Regions from separate parts of the Mus musculus genome. Here regions 1, 2, 3, 5 and 6 are each linked to region 4. Evidence: chromatin loops called from intact Hi-C (ENCODE). Cell type or tissue: left cerebral cortex. All regions are shown on one strand. Each heading gives the region's core, and the rest is flanking DNA. Links, peaks and the distances in the headings are about the cores only.

Evidence for each region. A loop is a pair of places that touch in the nucleus more often than their neighbours do. Peaks named below come from ENCODE experiments on the same cell type or tissue, not always from the same donor. Only the 100,000 strongest peaks of a DNase experiment are listed, where the experiment ranks them.
Region 1: a loop joins it to region 4, with 5 times the contacts of the local background. A loop is called at or near these places in 3 of 42 quality-filtered maps.
Region 2: it touches region 4 in a loop (6-fold over the local background); 12 of 42 quality-filtered maps call a loop at or near these places.
Region 3: a loop joins it to region 4, with 8 times the contacts of the local background. A loop is called at or near these places in 11 of 42 quality-filtered maps.
Region 5: a loop joins it to region 4, with 6 times the contacts of the local background. A loop is called at or near these places in 13 of 42 quality-filtered maps.
Region 6: a loop joins it to region 4, with 4 times the contacts of the local background. A loop is called at or near these places in 4 of 42 quality-filtered maps.

The regions. Positions count from the first base shown.
Region 1 is chr2:4,715,418-4,720,149 of GRCm38, reverse strand. Bend7 (BEN domain containing 7) reads right to left here and starts at 2,319. Exons shown (of 9, transcript NM_178663.4): 1 at 1,858-2,319. The coding sequence starts at 1,918. In left cerebral cortex, for the core only: no CTCF peak of the experiment used is centred there; DNase peaks (open chromatin) are centred at 689, 1,645 and 1,941; H3K4me3 peaks cover 1,560 bases.
Region 2 is chr2:4,557,797-4,562,528 of GRCm38, reverse strand. Frmd4a (FERM domain containing 4A) reads right to left here. Exons shown (of 23, transcript NM_172475.3): 12 at 2,239-2,315. Among named protein-coding and RNA genes, the nearest start is that of Gm13179, 34 kb to the left of the region's middle. RefSeq lists an enhancer at 4,654-4,732. In left cerebral cortex, for the core only: a CTCF peak has its summit at 2,894; DNase peaks (open chromatin) are centred at 2,771, 3,365 and 3,660; H3K4me3 peaks cover 1,718 bases; H3K27ac peaks cover 1,794 bases.
Region 3 is chr2:4,649,563-4,654,294 of GRCm38, reverse strand. Prpf18 (pre-mRNA processing factor 18) reads left to right here and starts at 2,160. Exons shown (of 10, transcript NM_026045.4): 1 at 2,160-2,379. The coding sequence starts at 2,314. In left cerebral cortex, for the core only: CTCF peaks have their summits at 1,885 and 2,088 (motif pointing right); a DNase peak (open chromatin) is centred at 2,147; H3K4me3 peaks cover 1,592 bases; H3K27ac peaks cover 638 bases.
Region 4 is chr2:4,496,725-4,501,456 of GRCm38, reverse strand. Frmd4a (FERM domain containing 4A) reads right to left here. Exons shown (of 23, transcript NM_172475.3): 5 at 3,384-3,468. The region is part of intron 3 of Gm39751 (a long non-coding RNA gene); the gene reads left to right. Among named protein-coding and RNA genes, the nearest start is that of Gm39751, 15 kb to the left of the region's middle. In left cerebral cortex, for the core only: a CTCF peak has its summit at 2,042 (motif pointing left); DNase peaks (open chromatin) are centred at 1,320 and 2,021.
Region 5 is chr2:4,628,535-4,633,266 of GRCm38, reverse strand. All of the region lies in intron 9 of Prpf18 (pre-mRNA processing factor 18), which reads left to right. Among named protein-coding and RNA genes, the nearest start is that of Prpf18, 21 kb to the left of the region's middle. In left cerebral cortex, for the core only: no CTCF peak of the experiment used is centred there; DNase peaks (open chromatin) are centred at 2,317, 2,640 and 2,859.
Region 6 is chr2:4,878,433-4,883,164 of GRCm38, reverse strand. It overlaps Sephs1 (selenophosphate synthetase 1), which reads right to left and starts at 1,601. Exons shown (of 9, transcript NM_175400.6): 1 at 1,305-1,601. In left cerebral cortex, for the core only: no CTCF peak of the experiment used is centred there; DNase peaks (open chromatin) are centred at 1,081, 1,287, 1,587, 2,028 and 2 more places; H3K4me3 peaks cover 2,164 bases; H3K27ac peaks cover 1,986 bases.

The DNA.
Region 1 (4,732 bases), core at 360-4,359, 220 kb before region 4:
GTGAGCATATCAATAGCATGTTTCGGAACTGCCTCTCTACTGGGTTTACCCAGAAAATCTCAGCTTAAAAGTAAGGATGCATTTTTTTTTTAAGATATTGATGTGTTATTTTTTTAAAGGTATACTTTGAAAAGAAGCAAGTCTTTTACCTTTCACATAAGTGAATCTTTTGCAATTACTGCCCTTACTGAAGATGCAATAGTTTATCTTCCAAAAAAAAAATTGAAAAGCAGCTGCACAGCAGAATCACTCACCATTAAAAAAGAAGGAAAAACTTACTATGTTAATCAAAATTTCAAATATAACATCTTGGGATCTCGTGTGGAAGCTACAGCATTTTGATAATGTAGCTCTTTACAAACCAGGACCACCCAGGTATGAAAATAGAGGTCCCTTCTCAACAGCTGTCCAAGGTTTGGGTGGGCTTGTTTGTTTGTTGTTTGCCTTAGCTGTCACAGGACAACATGACAAAACTACCCTCTCTCTTAAGATAGAGTAGTCAGTTTCCTGGGGTCATAAATAAGAAAGCAGCCTCCATTCCTGAACGAAGCACGTTGTATCAACAGGGCCATCACACTCAGAGAGACTTCCAGAGTAGTCAACATCCTGGTTGGGGAGGTGGAGGCCGAGAAGGAGTAGCCAAATATTTTGAATGCATGCACTACACTATTTCAGGCCTCTATCGTTAAACAGTACAAAGCTAAATTAGGGGAAACACAGATGAGCAGATTTGCAAAAATGTCTATAATTAAACCGTTTCCAGACTAACCAAAAGTGAGCTTTATAAAATCCTCATGTCTGCTTAGCTGAGTTCAGAAAAACTCCATCCCTTGCAATCACCCTCCCAATAGTCACCTGTTCACATGTGACTTTTGCTGGGGCCCTTGGAACAATCATGTGGCTCTTTCCTCAGATGCTAGCGGTAGATAAAAACCACCTAGGGAAAGTGGAGCGCTTCTCTGATTTGGCTTTGACCCAAGTTAATGCAAAGATATTTAAAGAGTGTGGGCTCATATTAGAACTTGTACCATTACCTCTGGGGAGGTTGGGGGGGGGGTATCACCATTCTCGATTATTAAGGTGATACATTTTGACAGGTGTTTCTTGTCCGAGTTGGCACCATTTTTTAAAGACTCAAATCAGGAAGATGGACTCGAACAAGAAACAGAACCCAGAGGAGATACTACTCAACTTTCTCCTCCCCGGACAAAATAAACGCCTATAAAGAGTGTGCTGTACACCTGTTAGTCGGCAGGACCAAGCTGGATTTTTCTTTATTTCTTGTGATGCGACACTTGTCTGACTGGTATACGAGATAATCTTAAAACTACCTTTCCACCCAAATCACTCAACTGGAAAAGATGCTGTATGTCAACAATTTCTGCCTTGAGCTTCGATTCCCTAATGAGCTGATTCTTCTTAAAAAGAACAATGATCATCTTTTTCTCTCCTCCTTCTCTTTGCGTGGGGGAAGGAAAAAAAAAACGAAAACAAAAACAAATCCCAGTCTATTCTCGGCCTGCCGGCCAGGCAAACCCTCAGCCACCCCAGCCCAGCGGCCGCCGTGGCGGCGGCACCCCAGAGTGGGCTCGGCTCCCCGGTGTCATTGTTTGCTAATTTCCTGACGTGCCCTCCGACTTGTTTACCTTCAATAACACCCGGTGGGTCCCCCTCAGGCACAACTTTCCCCGCGGCGGGGCGTGTGCGGCCCGCGGGGGGCCCGGGTTCGGGCGGGGACGAGGGGGTCGGGGCGGGCGCGCCCCCGGCGTGGAGCCCGCGGGCGGCCGGGGCGCGCGGGGCCGAGTGCGCGGAGCGCGGCGCCGGCTTCCCGCCGCTGTCCCCGGGCCGGCAGCTTACCTCGGCTCACCAGTTTGAAGCTCTGGGATTTCCTGCTTCTTTTCCTCTCCGAGAACTCCATGGTGCGGGCAAGGTGGCGGCGCGGCAGGAGACTGAGGCGGCGGCTGAGGCGGGCTCGTGTCACCGCCGCGGAGCCGCCGGGACCAAGGTCCGCGTCGCGATCGGCGGGGGAGGCCGAGGGACGGGAGGAACCACCGCGAGCCCGGCCGGGGGTTGCGCGCCCGGGGCGAAGTTGTCCCCGCGCGCGGCTCCGCCTCCCCGGTGTCTTAGGCGACCCCTCGGTGCCCCTTCATGCCGCCTCGCTCTTTCCCGAACGCAGCCCGCCGCAGCCCAACTTTCCGTTGGGAGCGGGGCCGGGCTGGGGCGCGGAGCTGTGGGGTGCTCGCCGCGGCCCGCCTGGGCTCAGCCTGCGGACGCGGCCCGGGGGACGCGGCGAGCCGAGGGAGGGCGGCGGCGGCGGGTGCGGAGCGGCGGCCGGGGCGCTGACCTCCCCCGCGGGAGTAGGGGCCGCGCCGTCGAAGGGGGCGGCGCCGCCGGGACCCCGGGACCACCTGCTGGCGGAGCCCGGCCGCCGCCATCCCCCGGGGGCCGCCGCCACTGCTGGACTCGGCCGTGCGGCGACCCGGCATGGGCCGGAGGCCGCGCGGTTCAGCGTCCGGAGCGGCCCGGGCCCGTGGAGCTGCCCCCCCGGACGGACGCCGCGCTCTGCCCGGCCTCCCTCTGCGGCTCCCGGAGGCGAACCTGCCTTTAGAAATAAGCCAGGGATCGTGGCTCCTTGGCGGCCAGCCCTCGCTCTGTCTGAGAGGCGGGCGGTGCCAGGGCCAGACGCGGATTTTAGGCAACTTTTAAGAGGGGGTGAAGAACTTACCCATCCGCGCTCTTGGAGCAAACAGAGAGAAATTTGAGCATGTACTGCTGAGAAGACTATGGGATGGAGCGAACATCAATTCTTATCCCCACCCTGGGGACTGTAGGGGAAGTTATATGCAAAGGGGGTGCTTGGAATGGTGTTTTGGGGAGAGGAATACTAGAGGTGAGGAGTGCAAGGGGGTGCAGGCTCTTAGGGAAACAGTGGTCATAGCAGGTGCATAGACTCTGCCACTTGACGCAGAAATACCAAAATAATTGCCGTCCGCCAATGGCCATTGGGAGTTTTATGTAATCTTTTTCTCTGGGGAGCCAAGTGTGCACTTACTGTAGGCGCCATTTCTTACCACATGTTTTAAGTGGGAATAGAAAAGATTTTTTACATCACCTGGGAATGGTAGTGTGGAAACATGATCTGACACGCTTAAAAGTACGGCCTCCAAATCTACGGTTTCTAGACCAAAGTACAAAGGGGAAGAAGGGATGGGCTGCTGCTCCAACACCTTAGGAAGGTCAGGTTGCTCCAAAGAATGCAGAGAAAAGGGGGGAGGGGGCTGGGGTGGGCTGTCTTGATGAATGATTGAGGTTAGTTGCACTCAAATGGACAGCCGTTCAAAAGCCACTCTGATAGAACCTTGACGTTAGAAGCAGGGTGACTACCAAGGAGCAAGCAGTGCAAACATGCCTGGGAAATAAAACCAAAGAACCGGTGAGCAGCAAGCCAGCTGGAGACAACAGGATAGACACGGGTGTGGATAGACACGGGTGTGGACACCCGGCAGTGTGGACACCCGGCTGGCCGCAGGGAGACCAAGCGCTTCATCCAGCTCTAAAGCAAATCACTTTAAGAGGGGATTCATTTTTTTTTTCCTACTTCTTTGAGATTATGTTAGAGGCTGAGTCCTTTTCCCAGAAAAGTGTATGGAAGAAATGAAATTGTATTTGGTGAAGTTCTTTGATCTCTTTAGAGTTAAAAGATGCAGTGAAGGGTTCAGTATGATAGTGGTTTGGGCAATAATCCCACTTGTTTCTTCCCCCACCTCCATTCAAAACCAGAATTTTATAAACCTGAAGGTGTCTGGGATGTTTCTAAAGTAAGAAAACATTCTACACCCCATTCTGGGGCCGTGAGAGATAGAGATAGAGATAGAGGGAGGGAGAGAGAGAGAGATCCCTTGTCAAATTTTATTCCAATAGTCACAGGCTGAGTACTACGCTAATTGAATAATGCAGAGTAGTCTCGCCTTGGAGCATAAAGTAAGCTTTTATTGTGCTTAAACTATGATGAAATCATTGAAGGTATCACCCCAAGAAGTACATCCCTAGGAAAGATATCATTCACTTTAAGTTCAAGCAGGAATGTGACTTCTACCTGCTGAAGGGAATATCCTCTATGTAGTTAAGGGGATATTTTAAGAGACTACCTAAAATTAATAGTAACTATGTCTTTGCCCTTTTGACTGAGCTCTTCAAAGATGGTCCATGAGTATCCACTCATGGTGTGTAAAGACTATGAAACAGCCTGTTCTATTGCTTTCTAGGGGATATCAACTAGTTTTATTTACTTTCTACTTGGTACACACCACTGTGGCTTTATCCAACAAATTTATGGATCTACAGTTAGTATTAAGTAATATCAAGCTGGAATTGCCTTGACTGGGTATGTATCTGTAATAGGTTGTGTAGGTTAACTTAGCAAAATATCACAGACTGCCTGACTTAAGAAATTTGCTTTCCTATCACTGCAAGGAGTCCAAGATCAAGGTCTGATACAGTCTGTCTCTGGGGAGGGAGGGATCTTTCCCTTGCTTGTAAACTGCTGCCTGTTGCCTGAGCATTCACAATTGGTATTTAAAAATGTTTTAGATTTATTATTTTATTAGTTTATGTTTATGTGTTTCACCCGAATGTGTGTATGAGCACCATGTGTGTGCCTGGTGCTCACAGAAGTCAGAAGAGGGCATTAGATCAGAACTGGATATGCAATGGCTGTGAGCCTCCACGTGGG
Region 2 (4,732 bases), core at 453-4,452, 61 kb before region 4:
ACTCAGTACACTGTTCATGGGCTCTAGCCTCAGACTTCTAGGGTTCAAATCTAGCCTGTACCGTATACTAGCTACCCACAATTCATGTCTGTGCCTTGATTTATTTCCTGGGTCATAGTAAGGAACTATCTGGGGAGCACATATGTGCAAGTTTCAAACCAGTCCCTACACTTGGCAAACTCCATCAATGATTTCTTTCGCTGGTGTCCCCAACTCTGCTAACAGTTCCTGATGGAAGAGAACACTGATTCAGCCTTCCATATCTACCATAGAAGAAAATGCAAATTCTCCAAACATGTATGAGATAGATCCCTTTGGCTAAATAAGCCAAAAGCCCACTCTATGCTAAGGTATGATGTTAGGTGTCTTTCCTATATTCCTAGACCTTGGCAAAGGGAAAAGAATTTAGTAATTATATCACTGATGAGATCATAGACACAGAAGGAACACACGTGTGTGTATATAACATAGACACAGACACAAAGACACACTATACACACACACACTACACACACATACAGATACACACTACACACATACCACACATACCACACACACACACACACACACACACACACACACTGGGGTAAATTCTTTCCCTCTGTCTATTCCCTGCACTCAGGCCCACAGGTGGTCCTTTTTCTTCTTTTTTTAATGTTTGCTCTGCCAGGCATCCCCTTCTCTGTATATGATCATGGTGTAGAATTCGATTTACCCTTCTTACACTTGGACTTCTTTCCCTCTCATCTGTCCATGAATGTCCATGTTACTCTGACATAAGTTCACCTGGAAAAATAGCAGCGAGTTTCTCCTCAGCTGGATTATTATTTTTGGCATCCGCTTGCCCCTCCGTGGCCTGTGCATACGGATTGTGTTCTGCGGAGGAGGTCTTTAGACCATGAAATGCATCCCATGGTCCTGAGAACCACTGAATGAGCTATCCTTCTGCTTAACATTATCCTCTGCACCTGACTGCAGAGGCTTGGCTTCTAGAACGTTCTGTTCTCTAGTTGCTAGTCTCATGGTAACTGTGGGGCAGGGATAAACTCTCGCCTACAGTAGGAGGCTGTTCTGTGTAGATTACAAGGAGGTACACAACCCAGCTGGGTTATCAGCAGCAGCAGCAGCAGCAGCAGGCACGAGGGCTTCTGCACAAACCTCAGCCCTCTCCTTGTAGGCAATGTCTCATCCCAAGTCCCCAGCTGCCTGGAGGGCACCGCTGCTTGTCTGTCTGTTCAGAAGCAAGGTAGGGTCGCTGCTAGCACTTCCTCCTAAGCTCAGGGCTGGGGGTCACCAGGACCTGAACCCATTCTGGCTTCTCAAGTGCACATAATCTATTTAGTATCGTCTGGGGCCTACTTTCTTGTCAGTCTGCATCTGGACCTGCACACAGCAATTTATTCTTAGGGAACCCTGTTGCTGGCAGTGGGCTGCCTTCGACTATAGAATTGCCAGCACACAAAGAGGAAAAGCTTAAAGTTGGTGGTGCCCAGGCTCCTTCCCTGCAGGGCTCTCTGCAGCCCAACCTAGAACCCTATTTATTGTTCAGCATCCAACTTGGAACAGGTTTTTAGGTTTTTAAGACTGGTGTTCTCGAGTCCAATGACTGGTGCAATATAGGAAGAAGGAAAAAGAACTGCATTTATTTCATACCCACCCATAAAACTAACATTAAAAAGAAAACCATAAGCACCCAGAACCAGAATAAATGAGCCTAACCACTTTGGTTGACAGATGCCTTTCAGTCTCTACCGTCCTGCCTGAAGTAGGCTTAGCAGCTCCGGCAAGGAAGCCTTTGGTCTCCTGTCTGTTAAGAGGAAATGTCCCCATGTGACTCAAATGTGGCTCCAAAGTGCCACAATTATTCCTCCAGCATCACACACACACAGAGAGAGAGAGAGAGAGAGAGAGACAGACAGACAGACAGACAGAGACAGACAGAGACAGAGAGAGAGACAGAGACAGAGAGAGACAGAGAGACAGAGAGAGACACAGAGAGAGACAGAGAGAGAAAGACAGAGAGAGAGAGAGACAGGTGAGAATTGCTAAACACACACACACACACACACACACACACACACACACACACACACACACACACTTTGCATTTATCACCACAAAGTTTTACAGTCTGATGTGAACTCTGTCCTGGTCATGGACATAAACCATCACAACACAAAATCAATGTACAAATGGCATGCCATGCATTCCCCAAAGAAAAGGGCTCCTTGTGCTTACCTGCGAGGGTCATGAACTTCCACGGAAAACTTCTTTTCCCTGAAATACAGATTCTCCAACTGTCTCCATTGAAATATCTGGATGGAAAACAACGTAGTTTAAATTCAGGAGTAGTAAGTTCCCTGGTCACGCTGTCCCTTCTTCTCTGATTAACCTTTCAACAGCTGAGAGTTTCCTTATCAAGGCAGAGACCGTACAGTTGTCCGTGCTTCCTCCCGGTAGCCCGCCTACTACTAGTGCTCGAAACACACACACCAATAGGTGTGGATTTTTTCAGCAGGTTCCTTAACAGACACAAAACAAGTTCTCTTTAAAGTTTGCTCCCCTTTGGCTCGAGCCTTTGTTGAATTCTCCAAGACAGTTCTCAGCTCTGCAGACTTTTCCCTCCAAGGAGAGGGAGAGGAGGTGGGGGCGGGGAGCTGAGAGGAGGGAGAGGAGGAGGATCGCAGCCGGGAACACAGTGCTCAGGAGGGAGCGGTAGCCATCTGTGCACGCGGAGGGCTGAGCAGCGCTTCCTCCCCTCGAGTGCTGAAATGGGAAGGCGTTCAAATTCCCAGCCTCCCTTCGGTACTCCACTTCCTGCCGTTAATGTGTAAGAGCCTCAGACATCCTCACTCGCTGGAGGGCGGAGGCTGTGCGACCATAGTTGGGGGCAGGCGAGTCATGATCACAGTGCGTGTTTGTAATTCTTTTTTTTTTCCTTTCTCAGCACAAAGGCGTGGTGGGCGGAGCGGAGTGGGTGGGGGCAAGAGTTCTGTCCTGTGGGGACACAGAGTCAGGACAAGGGAACCCCAGGAGTCAAAGAAGCTGATCTTGAGGAGTCGGGAGGCAATTAGAGCCGCTTCCTAGGAGCAAGGAAGCGGGTGGCTTTTTCTGGATGAAAGTGAAAGTTACTTAGCGGTCTGGGGACCGTCACCAGGGGCTAAAGCTCTGTGTACCGGAGTTTGCATTTATTTTATTCACGCGGCTTCCATTTCCTTTTATATGCTTAGCATGTGAGTTTGCTTTGCTCCAGAGTAAAGCAGGGTTCTTGTTTTTCCTGTGAGAATGGCTGATTTTGCTTGTAACCCCCTCTGTCTACTATGTGGAGGCTTAGCACAGCTTTTTAGGTTTTGCTCCAGACTGAGGTCCCAGCTCTATTCCAGCACCCACCTTTCCCACGCAAAGACCATTATTTCCCAGTATTCCGTGAGCCCCGTTTTCTCCAGGCCCAGGATGTTTACCACCCAAGTAAAACTGAGCAGCAACTAAAACTGGTTTCGAGAGAGGCTGCATTCTTTCACGTTCACACTCTCCTCTATGGAATTCTAAATGATCCCGTCTGCATGGGTAATGGGAAGGGCAAGGGGTGATGAGTGGCTCTGACTCAGGAGCTACCTCTTCATCCACACTGCCTTCTACTCTGAAGCCAGAGACTAGAGACTTTCCTGTCTCTCTGGAGATCAGTCGCAAGTGGGTGGAGGGACATTGGAAAGAAAGCAAATGCTCTAAAATCTTGTGCTGGCTCAGATGGCTCCTGGTCCATCCTGTCTGAGAAGGATTTTTTGGTCACTTAAACACACAGAACTATGTCTCAGCCAGTGGGTGCTCTGCCACCATGAATCCCTGAGTGTAGATACTTTGAGTCTGCTACCTTCGTCTTGGGTATAGATACCGCAACTAGACTTCACCACAGCCATACAGGCAGCAGAACCACTGGACTCTATGACCTTGGCTTCGTGCATAACTTGCCATACCGTAGCATGCTATGGCAAGACACAGAGTTTTTACGGTCAGAAGCTTCTGTTTAAATCCAGGCTCCCTTCCTTCCACGTCACTAGCTAAGTAAGTTGTAGTAATTCGGCTCTAGATGGATCTTAACCACAGCAGGTCCTGGGCTCAGGCTGGGCAAGGGAATAGAAATAAGTAATCAACAGACATGGATCTCACTGTCATGGATCTCTAGAGCTTCTAGATCCTGGCAAAAGAGAGAGGGTGACTGCACAACCACCAGAGTTCTTCTCTAAAATCTCCCACGTCTTAACTTGGAGCTTAAAGAATTAAATTAGATTATGTGTGTGCTAGATATCTTACAGCAAGTATAAAGGATTATTTACCACTTCTCCCCAAAGAAAGATATGTCCTTCTTAGACCCTACCCTGTACCAACTCTAACAAAGCAACGTGGACCCTGTACAGGACTGGCTTTATGGATGTGTGACTCAAGTGCCCCTTGCTCAAGAGGGTCATTCGCTTGCTGCTGCCATCTTGAAATTTCCAATGTGTTTTGATCTATTTGGCATGGGCCCTACAAGTGATATATCTGGTCCTGGTCTTGGTAGCATGGAGTAGGGGTTGGGAGTTAAGGACCCCATCTGTATCTGATGTACAGATCAGAGAAAGTAGACCCCTCCCTGGGAGGCAAGGAAGTTACACCTGACACAAACACTCAGGAGAAAGCCCCACTTGTGTATTTTTTTCAGGAGTGCCTCCAGGCCCGATAAAGAACCCTGGAG
Region 3 (4,732 bases), core at 524-4,523, 150 kb before region 4:
ATTATTTTACTTTTAAAAGAAAGCCTATTATAAACATTGCTATTGTTGAGAATTTTTTTTCAAATGTAGTTTCGTGCTATTCAGTTGTATGTATGACCTATAATTTAGCTATTCCTCAATTTAGGACCTTTGATTTATAGCTAATATCTCACTCTTAAATAATATTTGTGATGAAATGGTGTACACATTTTCTGGATAGCAGGATTGATCTGTTTTAAACTCTGCTGGTCCTCTTCCCCACTGTGCCCCTCTTCTGTAGTTTAAATTGCTCATCCATTTGCTCCCTCGGGTATTCGTCTTTTTCGTTCTTTGATCTGAGACCCTCATCATGATTTAATGCGCTTTGCATAAACATAGAAGTCAAAGATGGGAATTGAAGAGGAGATAGCCTTTTCTGAGTTTACCCTGATAGTGTCCCATCTGGTTCTCTGTGAACTGTATAAGCTATGCCAACACTTCAGGTTTGGGGGTCATCATCTCTAGTTCCTAAATCAGAAGGATGTGGGTAAATGGTTTGACCCTGGTAACAACTATTCACATAAGAATGTCAGCATGCTTCATCCAAGGACAGAAGTTAGGCATCTTTTACTTTTTAAAAAAGTTACCACATTTAGTCATTTATTCTTCAGTTGCATGTGTGAACGTGTGTGCGTATACGTGTGTGTATGTGGTGGTGTGGTTGTGAACGTGCGTGTGTATACGTGTGTGTATGTGGTGGTGTGGTTGTGAACGTGCGTGTGTATACGTGTGTGTATGTGGTGGTGTGGTTGTGAACGTGCGTGTGTATACGTGTGTGTATGTGGTGGTGTGGTTGTGAACGTGCGTGTGTATACGTGTGTGTATGTGGTGGTGTGGTTGTGAACGTGCGTGTGTATACGTGTGTGTATGTGGTGGTGTGGTTGTGGTTAGAGGATGACTTTGAGAATCTACTTTTTCTTTCCACCATGTGGGTTCCCAGGGACTGCACTCAGGTCATCAGTCTTGGCAGCAACTATTTTTAGCTGTTCAGCCATCTTTTTGGTCCTCAGATATCTTTTAGATGAAATATCCTATTTCACACACAGACACACACACACAGTATAAAACTTTCTTTTCTTTTTTAAATTTGTTTATTTATTATATGTAAGTACACTGTAGTTGTCTTCAGACACCCCAGAAGAGGGCATCAGATCTCATTACAGATGGTTGTGAGCCACCATGTGGTTGCTGGGATTTGAACTCAGGACCTTTAGAAGAGCAGTCAGTGCTCTTAACCGCTGAGCCATCTCACCAGCCCCAGTATAAAACTTTCTAATGAGCAATCCTTTCAGTTTTTATTTTGATAAACCATCTTACCTACACTTGAGTTTGAATTGAATGTTATTTCACTACTTCTAGAATAGAAAAATGTAACATAAAATATTGTTGAATTATGACAACTAAAAACAAAGATGCTTTCATGGCATGGAACCAAGAATAGATATGTTATAAATGGTTCTAAGATTAAAAAAAACAAAACAAAACCAAAACTCTGCCAAGTATGGAGGTCCACTCTGCGGTTGGGGCAGGAGGATTACTTTGATAGCAAGAGTTTGAGACCTGCCCAGGCAACACAGTGAGTGCCTGAATCACAATAAAAATAAAAACAAATCAAAGTAGAATTTCAACATATTTTTTCTTGGGCTAGGTTATAAGAAAGAATGATTATATTCCCAATCATCATTGAAAATCTTCATTGCTGATTGCATAACCAGAAAACACAATAAATTTACAGGGTGTTGAATAGGCAATTAATAAACACTGCCATTTTAAAACTTGTATTATTTATGTATTTCTCATTCTCTAGTATGTTAGCACTCTTGGCAAATAAGTAAATTGAGGAACTATGAAGCAAACTTTAGGAGTATACAAGCTGGTTCAATCGGGCACAATAACCATTTAAAGAGACAAACAGTTGTTTTTTTTTTTTTTTTGAGACAACTCAGAAATCTGCCTGCCTCTGCCTCCCAAGTGCTGGGATTAAAGGCCTGTGCTACCTTTGCCCGGCCTTTTGTTCTTTTCTACCTGTTACTGAAATCACAAGTGTGTATCTGGAGGGTTCCGCTAGGGGGCAACAATACTCAGCGGTTTTGGCCGCGTTCGCGCCGAGGGGCGCTCCCTACCTTCCTTTCGTTCATCCTGATTTCCGCCGGAAGCGGCTCCGGCAGTTGTTGTTTTCCGATAATTGGGCTCTGGTTGCTTCGTGGTTTGTCCTCTTCCCCCTCCCCTGGCGGGTGAGGTTACCGCCGAGGAGCTGGGGAGTCAAAGTGAAGACACTTAGACCCTGGGAGCGAGATGGACATCCTGAAATCCGAGATTCTGCGGAAGCGGCAGCTGGTGGAGGACAGGAACCTGCTGGTGGTGAGTCCCGGAGCTGTGGTTCGGGCTTGAGGGTGGTGGACTGTGCTTGCGGTGTTGGCGGGAGGGTGATGGTCCTGAGAGGGTCTGGGGCGGGCACGGGGCTGACAGATCCGCCACTGTCCCGGGCAAGCTGCTGGCCCAGGGCTTAGCAAGGGGCAGAGTATGGATGTCAAGCCTAGTCTGGCTCACTTCGGCGGCGCTTGCTGTCCTAACCAGTATCCGCCGCAGGCAGAGTGATAAAACAGCATACTAGTCATTGTCAATTCCAAAGCATGTTGCAGAGTTAGTCGGCTTTATTCCTAAGCGATCTGGCACACGCCATAGAGTGCAGAGTTTGTTCCTCTTTGTGTGCGTGTGTGTAAAAATCTTGTTTATTAGTCAGTGACTTTTGACAAGTGCAAACACCTGTGTAACCCATTCTCCATGAGGAGATAAAATAGCAATGTCCACTTTCCAGTCCCTGCGTGGATTACCCACCGAAGCAACTTATTTATACCTCAGTTTTGCCTGCTCTAGAATGTCACATCAATAGGATGTACATTTTCATATGGAGCTTCGTTTGATTAGAATGTTCGGGGTATTACTTTGCTGTGTGTGTGTATGTATGTGTGTGTGTGTGTGTGTGTGTGTATGTATGTATGTATTAATTTTCTGAAATTGTATTCTGTTGTCTGAGTAGATCTGGTTACCCATTCTCCTAGGGATGAGTGTTTGAGCTGTTTCTCAGAATTGGTTGAGCAGATTCTGAGCCCTATCCCTTTGGAACCGCAGGGTTACAGAGTACATGCATGCCTAAGTCATTCAAAATGTTGCACATCTATGAGCTATGTCAGAGGCTGGCTAGTCTGCACTGTTGCCCGCGGTTTATGTTGCCTGTCTTTTTGGTGGAGAGGTTTCTGTATGGTTCTAAATCTCATCTTCTTGATAATTTAAGTAATTCATGTGTGACTTTTTTTTTTTTAGATACTTACATATTTTTTTGTGAAGTGTTAAAACTGCTTGCAAACTTAAATTAGGCTAGTTATTAGTTCTCCGGACTTTAAATTAGGTTAGTTATTCTCCATACTTTAAATTACGTTCGTTATTAATTCTCTGGACTCCTTTATGTATCCCACCATCTTCTTTGATAAGTATGTTTTCTGGATATCAATAATAGTGCCTTTTGAGGAATAAAAGCTCTGTGTGTGTGTGTGTGTGTGTTTATATTTATGGATTGGGGGAGAGCATGGCAGGGACCCTTGGGCTTGTCAATGACAAGACAATCAGTATAGATTAGAAACAACTACATAGGGTTTGCATGGGGATGGTGAGGAACCAGAGAGATGAACAGAGATGCTAGTTAAAGCTCTAGGAGACAAAGTTTGGGAAAGGTCACAATCCTCCAGATGGAATCTGAGGAATGGTGTGTGTGTGTTTGTGTTTGTGTGTGTGTGTGTGTGTGTGTGTGTTCATGTCTCCAGCAGCACAGAGCCAGTGGTGAGGCCTCTATTGTGTGTGTGTGTGTGTGTGTGTGTGTGTTCATGTCTCCAGCAGCACAGAGCCAGTGGTGAGGCCTCTATTACAGTTAGGCACTGGAACCCTACACACTATTTCAGCTATACCCAGAAATACTCTCCCAGGCCCAGCATGTTGACCGAAGGCCTCAACTTCTGACTGACCTCTGCTCTGGTTCCCAGTCATCTTCTCACTCTAGTGCTGACTGCAAGTCCCTTCCTCTCCCAGTATAGCATGTCAGATGCTGGTAGACCTGGACCTGCGTAGCCCCAGCCAGGATAATATTAGCCAGTTACTCCTTTGTTCTCTATATAGCCTGTTAGGTGCTGGTGGGCCCAGCCAGGATGGCCTCAGCCAACTATTGGTGCTTGGTCTCCTCCTGTCCTGTACAAGACACTGCTGAATGCCCAGAGCTGCAGGGACTAGGGAACCATGGGATTGCAGCTGGTCTCCAAGGTTCTCCCTGTGGTCTTTAGCCTTCTCCAAGCAGTTTGTGAAAGCATCTAGGCCCCTTCTTCTTTGATTTCTGAGACTTCCTTCCAGACTTCCCCGCAGCTGGTCCATGAGTGTGCCTTACATCTTCTGCGGCATCTCAGGCTGTGACTGATACAAGTATTGAAACTGTTGATGAATCTTGTAGCTGCTGGTGGCAGCTTCTGAAAAAACAGTTCATCATGGTGTCCAGGGTGAACCTGGAGGCTGCTGTGTGAGCTTGTAGATCCTCTGGTCCTGTAGACCTTTCCCACAGCCACTGCCCAATTAGCATTGCTCAGTTCAGCCATTTTGAAATCACCACCAGCTTTTGATTTTTTTTTTTTTTTTAATAGAGCACAGTTGGTTTTTTTCTTCACCCTGCTCC
Region 4 (4,732 bases), core at 476-4,475:
AACCCAGGAGAGGGAGAGTGTGGGTGGCTTCGGGGACACACTGATCCCAGTCTCTCTTACAAGGAATTCATGAATGGAGAGGGGACAGATCTGGAAGGTCTGGGACATTTATTTAGAAAGAAAGCGGCAAATAATAGAAGCAGCAGCAACATGACTCTAGAGGGCAGGCCTTGGGTGTGTAGGAGATGGTCACCTTTGCTAATGGGCCTTCAGGAGCCATTTGACCTCCATGGTTTAGGACAGTGTCTGTGCTTGTGTACGTGTGAACAGGGATGGCTGTCGGAGGACACCCTGTGGGAGGTTGGTCCCTGCTTCTGCCATGTGTGTCCTGGGAGGTCAAACTCAGTTTCCAGGTTTGGAGACGAGCACTATGACTGCTGAGCCACCATTGGACCTCTCGTTGCCCCTTAAGCTGTTTCCTATTACTTTAATAATAACAACACACACACACACACACACACACACACACACACACTTTGTGTTGTGTTGGGGATTAAACAGGGCCTCTCACTAGTCACTACACACTCCTAGTTCTGATTAAACCCAGTCCCTGACTTCTTTAAATAATTTTTTAAAAGATGTTTTCTAATTTGTTTTTATTTTGTATATGTGTTTTGTCTGCATGCATCTATATATGGCATGTGAGTACCTGGTGACCAAGGTACATGAGGTCTCCTAAGACAGGAGTTACAGACAACTGTGAGCCACTATGTGGTTGATGGAAACCAAACCTGGGTCCTCTGTAAGAATGACAAGTGTTCTTAACTGCGGAGTCTCCTCTCAGCTGCTCTGCTCAGTATCAAAAATACAACTTAATATTTTAAAATATAAATGGAAGTAGGTCTGCAAAGAGGCATGGTAAATAGCTTATTTTACTTCAACAGCGTAGTTCTAAAACACCGTAGGAGTTGGGTATGGTGGTGCAGGTCTGAAATTCCAGCTCTTCAGGGGGCCAAGGCAGAAAAATTTTAGTTCAAGGATAGCATGGACTATATGGTGAGTTTAAGGCTAGCCTGGATAACTTGGTGTGTTTTTTTTTTTAAAAAAAACAGTAAAAAGAGAGCCCAAGATATAGCTTAGCGGTAGAGTACTCGCCTAAAGCGGGTAAGGCCCTATGCTCAACCTGGAGTCTGCAAAGTGCAAGCAGGCAAGTGCAAAGAAAAACACCGTCAGTCAGGCACCAAAAAAATAGCAAGTGGTCCGATACTGAACTCCTGGTGAAGTCAATATTTATGTGCACATCACCCTGCCTTCTGGGATAATGTCTCAGTGTACAGCTGGGACATGTGGGTGGCACAGAAAATTGTAGCCAAGAAAAGGGTATCGGAATCCAAGTAACTTGATCAAGTGCGTGGCACAGTGCTAAGTGCGTGGCACAGTGCTAAGTGTGTGGCACAGTGCTAAGTCTTAGGAGTTTCCCAGACGTGGGATGGGCTTGCAATGTCGGCGTTTAGTCAAAAAGGAAAAATGAAGCTTGAAGACACTGAGGCAAACATTCATATTTAGTTCATGTCGGCCACAGAAAAACCTAAATATCTACAACCGTGTGGACGTCTGTTTCTGTCCCACGCTGTTGGACATGGCTGATAGGGCACTGCAGTCTGGTCACTCATAGTTCTTACGAACATCAGCCTCCTCCTTGGCAAAATTTCAGAAGGCTCACCATGAACACATAACCCTGTTAGTGAAATCTGTGTGCTTACTAAGGAAAATATTTGGATGACGGAGGTTAAGCAGTGGTCCTGAGATGTTATTCTGTCTACACAAACTTTAGAGGACCATTGCTCCATTCAAAGTCCATCTGGACTTTAAATGAGGCCAGTTTTAGAGGCTGCTTGCACCTGCTCTTGGGAAATCTGTAGTATTTGCTTCTGAGAATTTAATTTTCTTGGTTTCTACAAGCTCAGCAGGTATGAACAAGAGAAACCGAGCAACTCCAGGAAACAGCTTCCTTCCCCTTTATACATGGACACCCAGCAGGAAGTGGTATGAGTGCCCTTTCAAAAGCTCACTGATTTCTAGCCATGTATTTTAGCTCAAGTCTGCCACCTGGTGGACAGTGCTCAGTTTTGTTCTTTATTTCTCTCTCTCTCTCTCTCTCTCTCTCTCTCTCTCTCTCTCTCTCTCTCTCAATCAGGGCTTACCCATTCAATAAAACCAACAAACCCACCAGGTGCTCCTATAGTTTGTAAGGTATCTGGATACTATCATGCTTTCCACTGTATAATAAGAAAATTAAGGATTAGTGGAAGGAAGGAATTTAAAACCTGGATCTACAATTAATGTCTTTTCCCACCAGTCAGCAAGACTTAAAGGACTGTTGTCTGTGTGCTCTGGGTTTGAGCCCAGTCTATGTCCTGGTTCATCAGTTACCACCAAGTGAAGTCTTTCTGCAGAGGGGAACCTGATGTCTACCAGGCCCTCCACCATTCTGAATGGTGGAATTATCCCATGCAATCCAGCAAAGAACTTCCCCAAGAGAAAGCGGCAGTTGCTCCCCATCTCAGCCCACCTGCTTTGAAGTTTGGTGAGCCACTACAGTGCTTCAAAACGGGATCTACTGAAATAGGAAACTCATAAGCCATGAGTTCTCCTTGGAATTTTCCAATAGTATTTAGTGCCCACTTTACCAGAGACATGCTCACATTTGAAGTTCTCTGGGTATACTCTGCAAAGAGAGTGACCTGGCGATTGCAGTTGGGCTCCCCTGAACCAAATGAGTAACTTTCTGCCCGTTAGATATGGAAGTCTCCCTGTGCCTCATCTTCCTCATGGGAGAGCTGTGAGGATCCAGGCCTCTCACATAAAAGTCCAAGCCTGTGCTTCATGTGAGTTTCATAGGATGAATGTATGATGGATAGCTTTAATTGTCAACCTGGCAGAATCTAGAGTCACCTGGGAAGAGAGTCTCAGTGAGGGATTGTCTAGGCTAGGTCTGTGGTCTGTGGATGAGGGTCTTAACTAAGTTAACTGACATGGGAAGGCCCAGTCCACTGTTGGCGGTATCATTCCCTAGACAGGGGCCCCAAACTGTGATATTAGAGGATAGAAAGCTGAGCTGAGCACAGGCAGGCAAGCGAGTGTGTGCACATCCCATTCTGTCTGCTCTTCACTGTGGACATGACGTGACTACTTGATCAATTTTTGGCTACTTTGACCTCCTTCCCATGAAGAACACGCCCCTAGCATGCCCAAGCATGGACAGTGACAAGATCAGAAGAGGTCTTGTTGTTCAGCCGGCGGCTTTCCTCACATGCAGTTTCTCATTTATTAATAGCAATTAATTAATAAACAACTTTTCCTAATCAATAAACTGACTTGTGGGAAATATTTTGGTATTTTCTATTTCTTTTGGAAACTGAATGGGAAGAGCACAATCCTACCTTGTAGATGCAGGACTTGGCATTCAGGAAGAAGAGCTCAATGGTAGCATTGTCCTTCAGGTAGGAGATGCTCTCTATGTAGAATCTGCAAGAGGAAAAACCATGTGTAAGGCACAGGGGGCGTGGAAATCACTAAAGTTGAGCTGGGTGGCTTTAGAGTTTCCAGTGCTAAATGAATAAAAAGCAAAGGGGCCATCAGTCTCGTCTCTGATGCCTTCTTTGAGGGCACACCATGTCTTACACATATGTGTACAGGCATTTTCTAATATACATTCAAAGCCAATAAGCATATAAGAATACAGTCCAGGCGTCACTAAGCACTAGGGAAATGCAAATCAAAAGCCTAATGAGATATCAGTCTATGTAACTCCAAGGTTCTAAGATTCTTATTTTTCTACACAGTGAAGTCATTTTTATTATATTAAATATATAATAGTGGGATGGGAGAGGAAGCTCACCAGTTAAGAGTGTTTACCTGCTGGAGGTCCCAGGTTCAGTTCCCAGCACCCCTATCAGGTAGCTCACAACTGCCTCTAACTCCAGTTCCAGAGAGCCCAACGCCCTCTGGCACATATGAGGTACACATAAACTCATGGAGGTGCACACACATACACGTAAACTAGTCTAAACCTAAATAGCCTTATAACACATACAGGACTTTTTGTACTATAACAACAGCCTTCCTCTGAGGACAAAGCAGTTCTAGCTAGTGAGCTACTAGTTAATAAGAGGTGAGTGTGTGTGTGTGTCTATGCGTATGCTCACATATGTATGCAGTGTTCATGGAAACACGTGTTCACATGCTTATGGACATCAAAGGACAAACCTGAGTGTGGTTCCTTAAGAACTGTCCACATTAAGGAACAAATAAACAAACAAACAAACAATCTCTCACTAGCCTGGAGCTCACCAAATACACTCTGGTGGCTAGACAGCGAGTCCTGGGGTTTCATCTCTGCTCCTCCACCCACAGTAGTGGGATTATAAGCAAGTGCGACCATTGCTGATTCCAGGTGGGTTCTGGGGATCAAACTCAGATCATCACGCTTGTGTGGATAGACAAGCACTTTACGGAAGAACTGTTTCACCAGCTCTGGGCGCTGATTTAAAACCCAACCCCAAAACCTCTAAAATTCACACCCAAGGGCAAAACGTGGATGTGTTTGTGTGTGTGTGTGTGTGTGCACATGTGTAATGACCTAACAAGTATTAATAAACAAGCACTATAAATTTTGAGTTTTCATGGGTTTTTTTTTTGAGGGGGGGGTTGGTTTTTGTTTTTTTCCAGTGATGAGACATCAAATTCCTGCACATAGTTTTCAAGGAAATAAACCCAACCTCAAAGTGGC
Region 5 (4,732 bases), core at 403-4,402, 130 kb before region 4:
TCTGAGAATTCAACTCAGGTCATCAGGTTTGTACAGCAGTTGCTGTTACTAAACGTTCTTTAATTCTCCAAACATAGAACTCTAAAGTGAAAGAATGCTTATGCTAACCCTTCTCTGCAGGGAGTGCATTCAACAGCCTCTAGTGGACACCAGAAATACTAGATAGTACTGAGCCCAGATACTTACTCGACTATGGTAAAATTTGGTTTATTAATTAGGCTGAGTAGACATGGTGGCATGCACCTGTATTCCAGCACTTCATTGGTGGAGTCAGGAGAACCTTGTTCTGAGCCAGCTTGGAATAAAGAGGGAGATCATGTCTCAGATAATCATAATACACAGGGGTAGGAGGGACAGAGGAGGGGTTGTTAATAACTGGTTATAAAAAAGGGCAGTTGTAACGATATTCTGTAATGAAAATTGTGTGAGTATGGCCTCCCGGGCAACGTGGTGCTCTCGCCTCTGCGCTGCCATGAGGTACAGTTTCTGCAGAAGGGGATGAAGTGAGGCTGCTGCTGGAGGTGGTGCTGCGGTGCTGGAGGCTCCTGCTGAGCTTCTAGAGATCCTGTGGAAGCATCGTCAAGCTGTGAGAACAGTTGACTGAGGTAACTGGAAGTGTGGAGAGTGAAACCCCAGAGAAGGGCAGTGACTTCGCAGTGAGTGGGGCAGTGAGGAGGTTACAGGGAAGTTCCCTCTCAGCCTCACAGAGTAAAGGACACCACGACTTCCATACCTGATGGAAGGGAGGGGAAGTCATGAGGCTCTTAATTTGCTTAGGACTAAAACAAAACTCTTGGAATTTTTTTTTTGTTTTGAAACAGAGTCTTCTTATATATATAGTCCAGGTATGAATCATATCCAACTTGCTTCTAACAAAGAAATTACAGATTGGGTACATAAGAGAAATACAGGGCTTAATTAGGACAACCAGTTTAGAGTATTTTATGATAATATGACTTGGAATATGGATTTAGTGTATGGTAACCTAAGAAGGTATGGAAAGTGAAGTATTGGCTTCAATGTTTATAGTTATTTTTAAGTAGCATATGAAAATGTTTTTTAAATTATGCAACTAAGTCTGAAGTATTTGTACTTGTTTTTTTGAAATTATATATGCCTCATACAAACTTGTTTGTATTGAAACCTTGATGTGAATAAAAAAAAGAACCAACTATGATCTATCTTTAGCAAACTCTTACAGATCCCAAATTGTATGGAACGGCTTGCCAGGTGGCGGCTCTTAAACCTGAAGATGAGTTCTGGAAATTTACTTAAAATTTTCTTAAATGCATAAAATTACATTCAGATGCTAAGCTAGAGAATGGTCACCACTCATGAATTATCTTTGTTTGTATCTTAGTTCCAATTGCTGACTGGTCATTTGTATGACATACTTTGTGCCTTATTCACATTCATTAGCATTATAAACATCTCAGCCTGACTCCCTAGTGTTGATTGTGCAGTTTGTACAGTTCACATATACTTGGGTAAATTCGAAGACTTTCCGTTTTTAATTTTCAGGATTCTATTAATGTTTTTATTGTGAGTGAGGGGTGGCATGTGTGCTGTGCAATGGTGCACATATACAGGCCCGAGCCCTGGTTCTCCTCTACCTTTGCAGGTTCCAGGGATCGAACTCAGGTCATTAGGCTTGGCTGCAAGCCTTTACCAGCAGAACATCTCACTGGCTCGATTTTCATTTCTTAAAACCACAGATGACTGTAGGAAAGGCTAACGCTTTGAATTAGAAAAGAGTAGGTTTTTTTCCTTTGATAATTGATTATAATTTCCAAGGGTTAAATTTGTTAATCATGCTCATTTATACTATGGGTAAATTACACTGTTTAAACGTTTATACAATTAGATAATTTTAAAGACAACATTTCTTGTAGACAATGTGTGGTTTCTACTTCCTCCTAGACTAGTTTTTATATACATATGTAATTTATTTAAGAGGATTTCTAGTTTATTTATATATTAAAAGTGGGGGGGGGGGAGCTGGAGAGGTGGCTCAGTGGTTAAAAGTACTGGCTGCTCTTCCAGAGGTCCTGAGTTCAATTCCCAGCAACCACATGGTGGCTCAAAACCATCTGCAATGGGATCCAGTGCCTTCTTTGGGCACACAGATGTACATGCAAATAGAGCACTCATACATTTAAAAATAGTAATAAAATAAAACTACTATAGTTTTCTATTTTAAAAAATATTCTTTCAAAAAAAAAGTGTGTGTGCATGAGTGCCACGTGGGTGGGTGTTTATGTGTGGGAGGTGCGTGTGCCTGGATGTGCACTGGGCGGTTGGAGGCCAGAAGCTAACCTCAGAGTTGTTTCTCAGGATGGCTACCTTTAGAAAAGGAAGTATTTCTATGTTGTGCGTATGAATGTTTTGCTTGCATATGTTTAAGTGTATCATGTGTGCCTTGTACCCAGGGAGGCCAGAAAGAGTGTTTGAGCCCCTGGAACTGAAGTTAGAATTGTGAGCCACCCCAGCTCCTGGGAACCTAACCTGTGTCTTCTGTAAGAGCAGTGAGTGTCTTAATCGTTGAGCCATCTCCCTAGTCGGTCTCGCCAGCCTGCACACCACTGTGCCTGACTCTACTGAGTTCTAGACTCTCGTTCTCTTGCGTGGGCAGCAAGCACTTCAGAATAAGCTATCATTTTTTCTTGCTTAACTCTACTTTCCAGCCAGGTTTGATGGCTGTAGTTTCGTCACTTGGAGGCTGGGGAGGATTGGAAGGGGGAGGATTGGAAGGTTTGGGATGAGTCACAGGGTATCTCGAGTTAAGAATAGCCTGGGCTAAATAGTCAAGGTCAGATGGTTAGGGAGAGTTGGATGGCATCCTATAGATGGTTAGGGAGAGTGAGTGCTGTTTGAGACAGCAGCTGCCTCTGCTGTGGAGAGGACACGATGGGCGTCAGCCTGTTGAATGAGGAAGCCTTGAGTACTAAATAAGGGATTGGAGTCTCTCCTTGAGCAGATGCTAGGGACATGTTAGTGACTTTCTAGTCTTTTTCTCATTGACTTGGATGATGTGTTAGCCTGGATAACAAAATCTGAGAGGGATTATTCGGCTCAGTTTCAAAGGCTTTAAACAGTGGTTCTCAACCCTCCTAATGCTATGACCCTTAATACAGTTTCTCATGCTGTGGTAATCTCAACCATAAAACTGTTTTTGTGACTTCTTCATAACTGTAATTTTGCTACTGTCATAAGTCATAATGTAAATATATTTGGATATAGAGGCTTGCCAAAGGGGCCACAACCCACGTGTTGGGAACCACTGTTTTAGAAAGTGCATACCATGATGATCACATTGGGCCCCTTGGGTTCATTTATGAAGAACAAGTCCAAATTTGAACTCTCCATTTAGCTCAGTCTTGTTGCTGTTTGTAGTCTTTACGGGTTGGCCTGTTTTGTGTGTATGATCTGTCTGTGTCTGTTCCTGTGTGCCATGCTTCTCTGTAATAAAGGCTTGGACAGCACAGGAAACATGGCGGGGGGGGCGGGGGGAGGCCGGGGGGATTGGCGAGGATTCTTTACCGCTATCTTAACAGTGTTTGCTAGGGAGGAAACTGCTTCACTGACCCAGCTGACTGAGTGGCGCACAGCACCACAGACGGCTGCATCCTCACACTGTTGGCAGTGGAGATTTGTCAGCATAAGCATACGCACACACCTTCATGGTCAGGGGCATGGAGTGTGTAACTTAGCATGGAAGCTATGCATGTGCCTTCATGTAAACGCTTACTTACAGCATGGGAAATCTAGGGCGTAGTAAGGTTGGCTCTGTGTCTCACAAAGGCAGGCTAAACTTACACACAGTTTAAGAGCGCACAGGAAGATGGCGGGCTGAGTCCAAAGCCTTGACTGGTCTCAAGGCATAGTGTTAATTTTCTGTGACGTCTGTCACAAGTTTAGTCTCTGAGGTCAAGACAGGGACAAATTATGGAGTGGTATAGTCACATGCAAAAGAAGTAGACATTCCAGAAGTTCTTGACATATTGGCACAGAGGACAGTTTCTGATAGTAAGGAAGACAATAAAACCTTGGACCCAGCAGCCCACTCTGTCAAGTACACAGTCTGAGCAGCAGTGAGACAGTGGACTGGGACTGCAGTTCACAGGAGTGAGTGTGGTACAGCTGGTGATGACCTAGTGCTGGGGTGACAGCATAGTTTACTGTTGTCCTCAGACTCCACAGCAGCACCTGGTAATAGTGCTCAATAAATACTTTGTGGTTGGATGGGCGCCTCTGTGGTTCATAGTCTTGGTCTTGTCTAGTCGGTAGGGATGGAGACTGTTGATGGCAGTCTTTATGAGACACTCCTAGATAAGGTAGTGCAGAATGGTAGAAGGAGGGTGCTTTGTTCTCTGCAGTGAAGGGCCAAATAAGTTATGTAAAGTTTGAATTTTAGTATTAGGAAAATCTTTTTTTAAACTTCTTATTTGAAAGTCACAAGAAGTTGCAAAAAAAAACCAGTATGAAACAGATTTTTAAAAATTATTTATTTTATTTATATGAGTACACTATATCTATCTTCAGATGCACCATAAGAGGGCATTGGATCCCATTTCAGATGGTTGTGAGCCACCATGTGGTTGCTGGGAATTGAACTCAGGTCTTCTGGAAGAGCAGTCAGTGCTCTTAACCGCTGAGCCATCTTTCTAGCCCGAAACAGATTTTAATAGTAGGCAGAATTGGCCCACAGTTGGGAGGAGGGTGGCAGTGTTTG
Region 6 (4,732 bases), core at 269-4,268, 380 kb before region 4:
TTCATAGAAACCAAACTTCTCTACAGAGCAGTGTGAGCCAAGCAAGTTTCCGAAATGGGCATTCTGAAGCCATTTAACAGTTTGGAAAGAGTGCGAATTAAAATTCACCTTCGAAGAAAGGTTTGGAAAATCACATTCATTTTGCAAAAAATGCCTGCCTCACCTCTACCTGGTACAAAACGGGAAGACTTCCCTTTATAAAGAATCTATTTTCCTACCTCCAATCCTCACGGCCTCAACCAAAAGGCAGGAGAGAGACTCCGAAGAGCACCTTTCTTTTACCTTATTTTCCCTACACTTTCTGGTTAGGAAAGTTTAAAAACGCCTTACATCAAGAAAACTCAGCAGTTAAAAAACTCCCAAGTGCAAGGAGACCTAAGTCACACGGTTTGGCCTCAAAGGAAACTCCAGCTATTTGAAAAGGATGGAATTTGGGGTGTGCTTTGGGTAGAGGGAGTGCGTCCGACCTGGAAGCCACATGTTTACACCTTTAAAACAATGACATGAATATTTAAAGCCCGCGTTTAACCCCTTCGCTCCCGCGGGAGGCGGGCTCGGGCAGCGGGGTGCGGTGGGGCAGCACACCTACCTCCCCGCCAGCCCCCAGGCCCCGCGCGTGCTCACAGGCCCGGGCGCCGCGGCGTGCGCGCCGGGACCCCGCGCCCTCCATGGGGCCGGGCGCGGAGGATGCCACTCAGGGGACACCTTAAGTCTCAGGCTGCCGCCTTTAAAGGCACGGCGGGCGCGGGCCGCGTTCTTTGTACCGCGCCGCGCGGCTGCCGCGGGCAGGCCACCGGCAGGGCCATGCTGCACCGCAGGCCCCGCGTCGCCGCTGCCGCGGAGACCGTCGCCGGCGGGGACCGGAGGGACCCGAGGGCCGAGTGGGGGCGGGGAGGCCCGCGGCTCGGCGCCAGGACACTGGGCGGCTAAGGCAGAGCGCGCGCGCGCGCGGGCTCGCCGTCCGCGCCGCCACACAAAAATGTCGGCGGGCGAAAAGATTAACCCCTGCGTGGCCGCCGCCGCCCTCCCCCTCCGCTCCTCCCTCCCAACCCCGGCCCCGCGTGCCGCGGCGGCGACGGCGGAGGAGGCAGCGGCGCGGGCGGCGCTTCTTTTTTAAAGCGGCCCCACCAAAGCCTGGGCTCGGCCCCCTCTCCAGGCAGGGCGCGCGAAGGGCCCCGGTGCACGGCTCCCCGGCGGTCCCGGGCGGCCCGGAGGGGGATTTGCAACGGCCGCGCCGGGCCTGCGGCCCGCTATTCCCCTTTAAGCCTGCTGCCTCGCCCCCCCTCGCCAGGCCCGCCGCTTACCGGCTCGCTTTGCGCCCTCCGCCTCCTCCCGAAAACGGGCCGCGGCGCTCCCACAATGCACCGGGCGCGCTGGGCTCCCTTAAGCGTCGCCTGAATTTAAAAAAAAAAAAAAAAAAAATGCTGCTCCCGGTGGCGGCGGCACCGCCGGGCGCTCGGACGCCGCGTGGAGCTCGGCCTAGGCTGGGCGCGGCCCTCCGGGAACCGGGCCGCCGCGCTCCCGCCGGCCGGGCGCGTGAGGGTCCCTTTAAGAGCGGCCACCTCCCTTTAAGGCGGCGGGCCGGTGGCCGGAGCGCCTCCGGGTTGCTGGTGGCGGTGGCAGCGGCGGTGGTGGCTGCGTGCGGCCCGGGAAGGGGGCGGGGGCGCTGTGCAGAGGCCCGAGCGCGGCAATGATTGGTCTCGGGGGAGGGGGTGGGGGGTTGCAAACCCCAGGAACGGTGGCATCCGTTGCATGATGCAAAAGAAAAAAGAAAGGAAAAAAAAGGGGGGGGGGTAGATTGATTTCAAAAGTTGCGAGCAGCACTGGCAGCAACCTTGAGTGATGGGGGCCACCTACTTTCGCATCTCTGTCCCGCGAGAAGGGAACAGAGTGTTTTTGTTTTTTGCACAACCTGGCTGGGTGCGATCCCCGCATCACCCACGGGATGCAATACCTGCTCCCGAATCTCTGCTGCAGTGAGACTGTGCCCATGGGAACAATGTGCAGAGTGTAGGAGCCAAGGTCGCCCCCAGTGAGACATTTGAAAACCCAACTTAACCCCGCGCTCCATTCTCAGTGACTCCCATCTTTTCTTCATTCTATTGTTTGAGCGTAGCTCCGCATTTCTTTGGAGTCCCAGTGAAATATGCAAATGCTCTGTGAAGTTTCTTGAATCTTTGATCTGCATTTTGGGGAGGGAGAGTTTATGTTGTCCGGGTTATACCATTTGTTCTTCTCATGTCCAAGTAAACATGGCAGACTAATCCTGTGTGCTTGAATTGACATTGGTAATGCGGTTTCACTTGAAGTAACTTCAGATTTCCGACTTCGTACTGCATTGCTGGTGCAGAGCGTGTCCCTTCGAAGGACTTCTCTGGAAAGCTGAGCAGAGCAAACTTGGTTAGGAATAGGTTCGCATTTTCCCGATTATTTAGAAGCAGAACTGTTGTATCTTTTGGCTGTCTTTAGGTTCGTACACCCCGCAGATGTCCTTTTCATTCCTGAAATTGCCATTTGCCTGTTTCTTAGGAGTGGGATCTAGGGTGCAAAGTGTGGCGAGATGGACACAGGCATCTCCTGCCTTTGTGTCTTTTCTCCACAATACATTTGGGAGAATACAGTAGCACCTGGGCTCCTTAGCATCAGACTTCGGACATCGATTTATCGTTGATGAACGTGGAGTTTCTTCTGAATGGTCAGAAGACACAAACACAGCCTCACCAGATACCACACCAGGACTCCAAAGCCAGAGGGAAAGGGTTATACAGTTACATTTGTCCGGTTCTGCCTTTTAAATTTGATTTTGCATTTTAAACAATGTAACTTTTTTTTGTTCCTCACTTAGTTAAAAAAAAAAGTGATTTTTTTTTTCAAAAGATTTCACAATGAGAAAAAAAAAAAGTGGATGACACAGCAGGACCCCATGTCTAGATTTGTGTGTCCCTCCAAGGAGACTTAGCTCTTTGTTAATGTTGAAGGATGCTCTTTCTCAGTGGTGATGGAGGAATAATACCCTGGGTTAGGGGTTATTGTTTTAATGAAGCTGTACTAAGCCTGCATGTGTACTTGAACTGGAAGCATTGGGGAGCAGCAGAAGGGAAGGGTTTGGTGTGATTTAATGTGCACTGAAGAGAGGGGTAAGTATCAGATCCCCCAGGGTTTTTTTTTTTTTTTTTTTTTTTTTGTTGTTGTTGTTGTTGTTGTTGTTTGGTTTTTAGAGACAGGGTTTCTCTGTGTAGCCCTGGCTGTCCTGGAACTCACTCTGTAGACCAGGCAGGCCTCGAACTCAGAAATCCGCCTGCCTCTGCCTCCCGAGTGCTGGGATTAAAGGCGTGCACCACCACTGCCCGGCCAGGTCCCCCAGTTTTAATTTTGGGGACTGAATGACCAGTGATTGACACTTCTGATACTGGAACTGCTGGGAAGCTAACAAGTTTTGCAATAACTTCAACCTTCAAGATGCTAAGTTCTGTGCCTGCTGAGTACTCCAGGTAACTGGGAAAGCAGTTTGGAATTTTGAGATGCAAATCTGTGTGTCATCCGCATGGTACCCTAAGCCCCGGAGAGAGGTAGGATTAACCCAGAGGGAGATCTTGGACAGAGCACTGTATCCATGGAAATGTGAGCAAGGCTTTCTTCCCTCCCTATAAGGTAACAGGCACCTCCAGGTCTACCCTCTCCTCCCCCATACACCGCCGGAGGTCTCCAGCAGCACTGAAGCAAGCCTCTGCCTCTCTCAAGTTCTGTGTGGAACCCAGGGCCTCACACGCTAGCCAAAAGTTCTACCACTGAGCTCTACACTCCGACTCCAAAACTCTCAGCAGTGTTGACTGCAGAGTCTTGGAGACACAGATGCCTTGATTTACTGGGAGGCACTAGACTTGAGGCTAGCTACCCAGTGGACCATCTTACTGTGCTCACGATGGCTTTTTTTTTTTTTTAATTACCTGTATTGCTTTGCTATGGAACTCCCTCTAGTCAGCCATTCTGCCAGTTTGTAATTCCAGAGAGCTCACCTGAAAGGGCCTCAGAACCCCATTCCTGGGAAACACCTCCCTAACATCCCTAGGTTCCAGTGATCCCATCTGAGACGGAGTTTCTCTGACTTGTACTACCATGCTGAGGCTTATTAGAAATAAGAATTAACCAGCTACCCTTGAAACATCTGGTAGGTGCAATGAGTGGTAGCCTCCCATTCTTCCAAAAGATATGTTCAAGCTGCACCACATCACCACAGTATATATGAAGGTGGCTTTATTTAAAACAGGGCTAGCTGGAGTTTAGCTTGTTGGTAGAGTGACTATCTCGAATGTGAGAAGCTCTGGGTTGCATCTCTAGCATTGTCAAAACAGCAGGGCAAAAGGATTCTTGTAGAAATGGAGTCTTTTGGGCTGGAGAAATGGCTCAGCAGTTAAGAGCACTGACTGCTCTAACAGAGGTCCTGAGTTCAATTCCCAGCAACCACATGGTGGCTTATAACCATCTGTAATGGGATCCGATGCCCTCTTCTGGTGTGTCTGAAGATAGCTACAGTGTACTCATCATATATATAAAATAAATAAAAAAATTAAAAAAAAAAAGAAATGGGATCTTTGCAAATGAAATCATGAAAATGAATCAAGACGAATATAGATGGGTCCTAATCTAATGGCTGGTGTGTTCTAAGGCAGAGGAAACAGGACTGCGGAGATAGTTCAGTGGGTACAAGTGTTTGCTGGACAAGTCTCAGAAC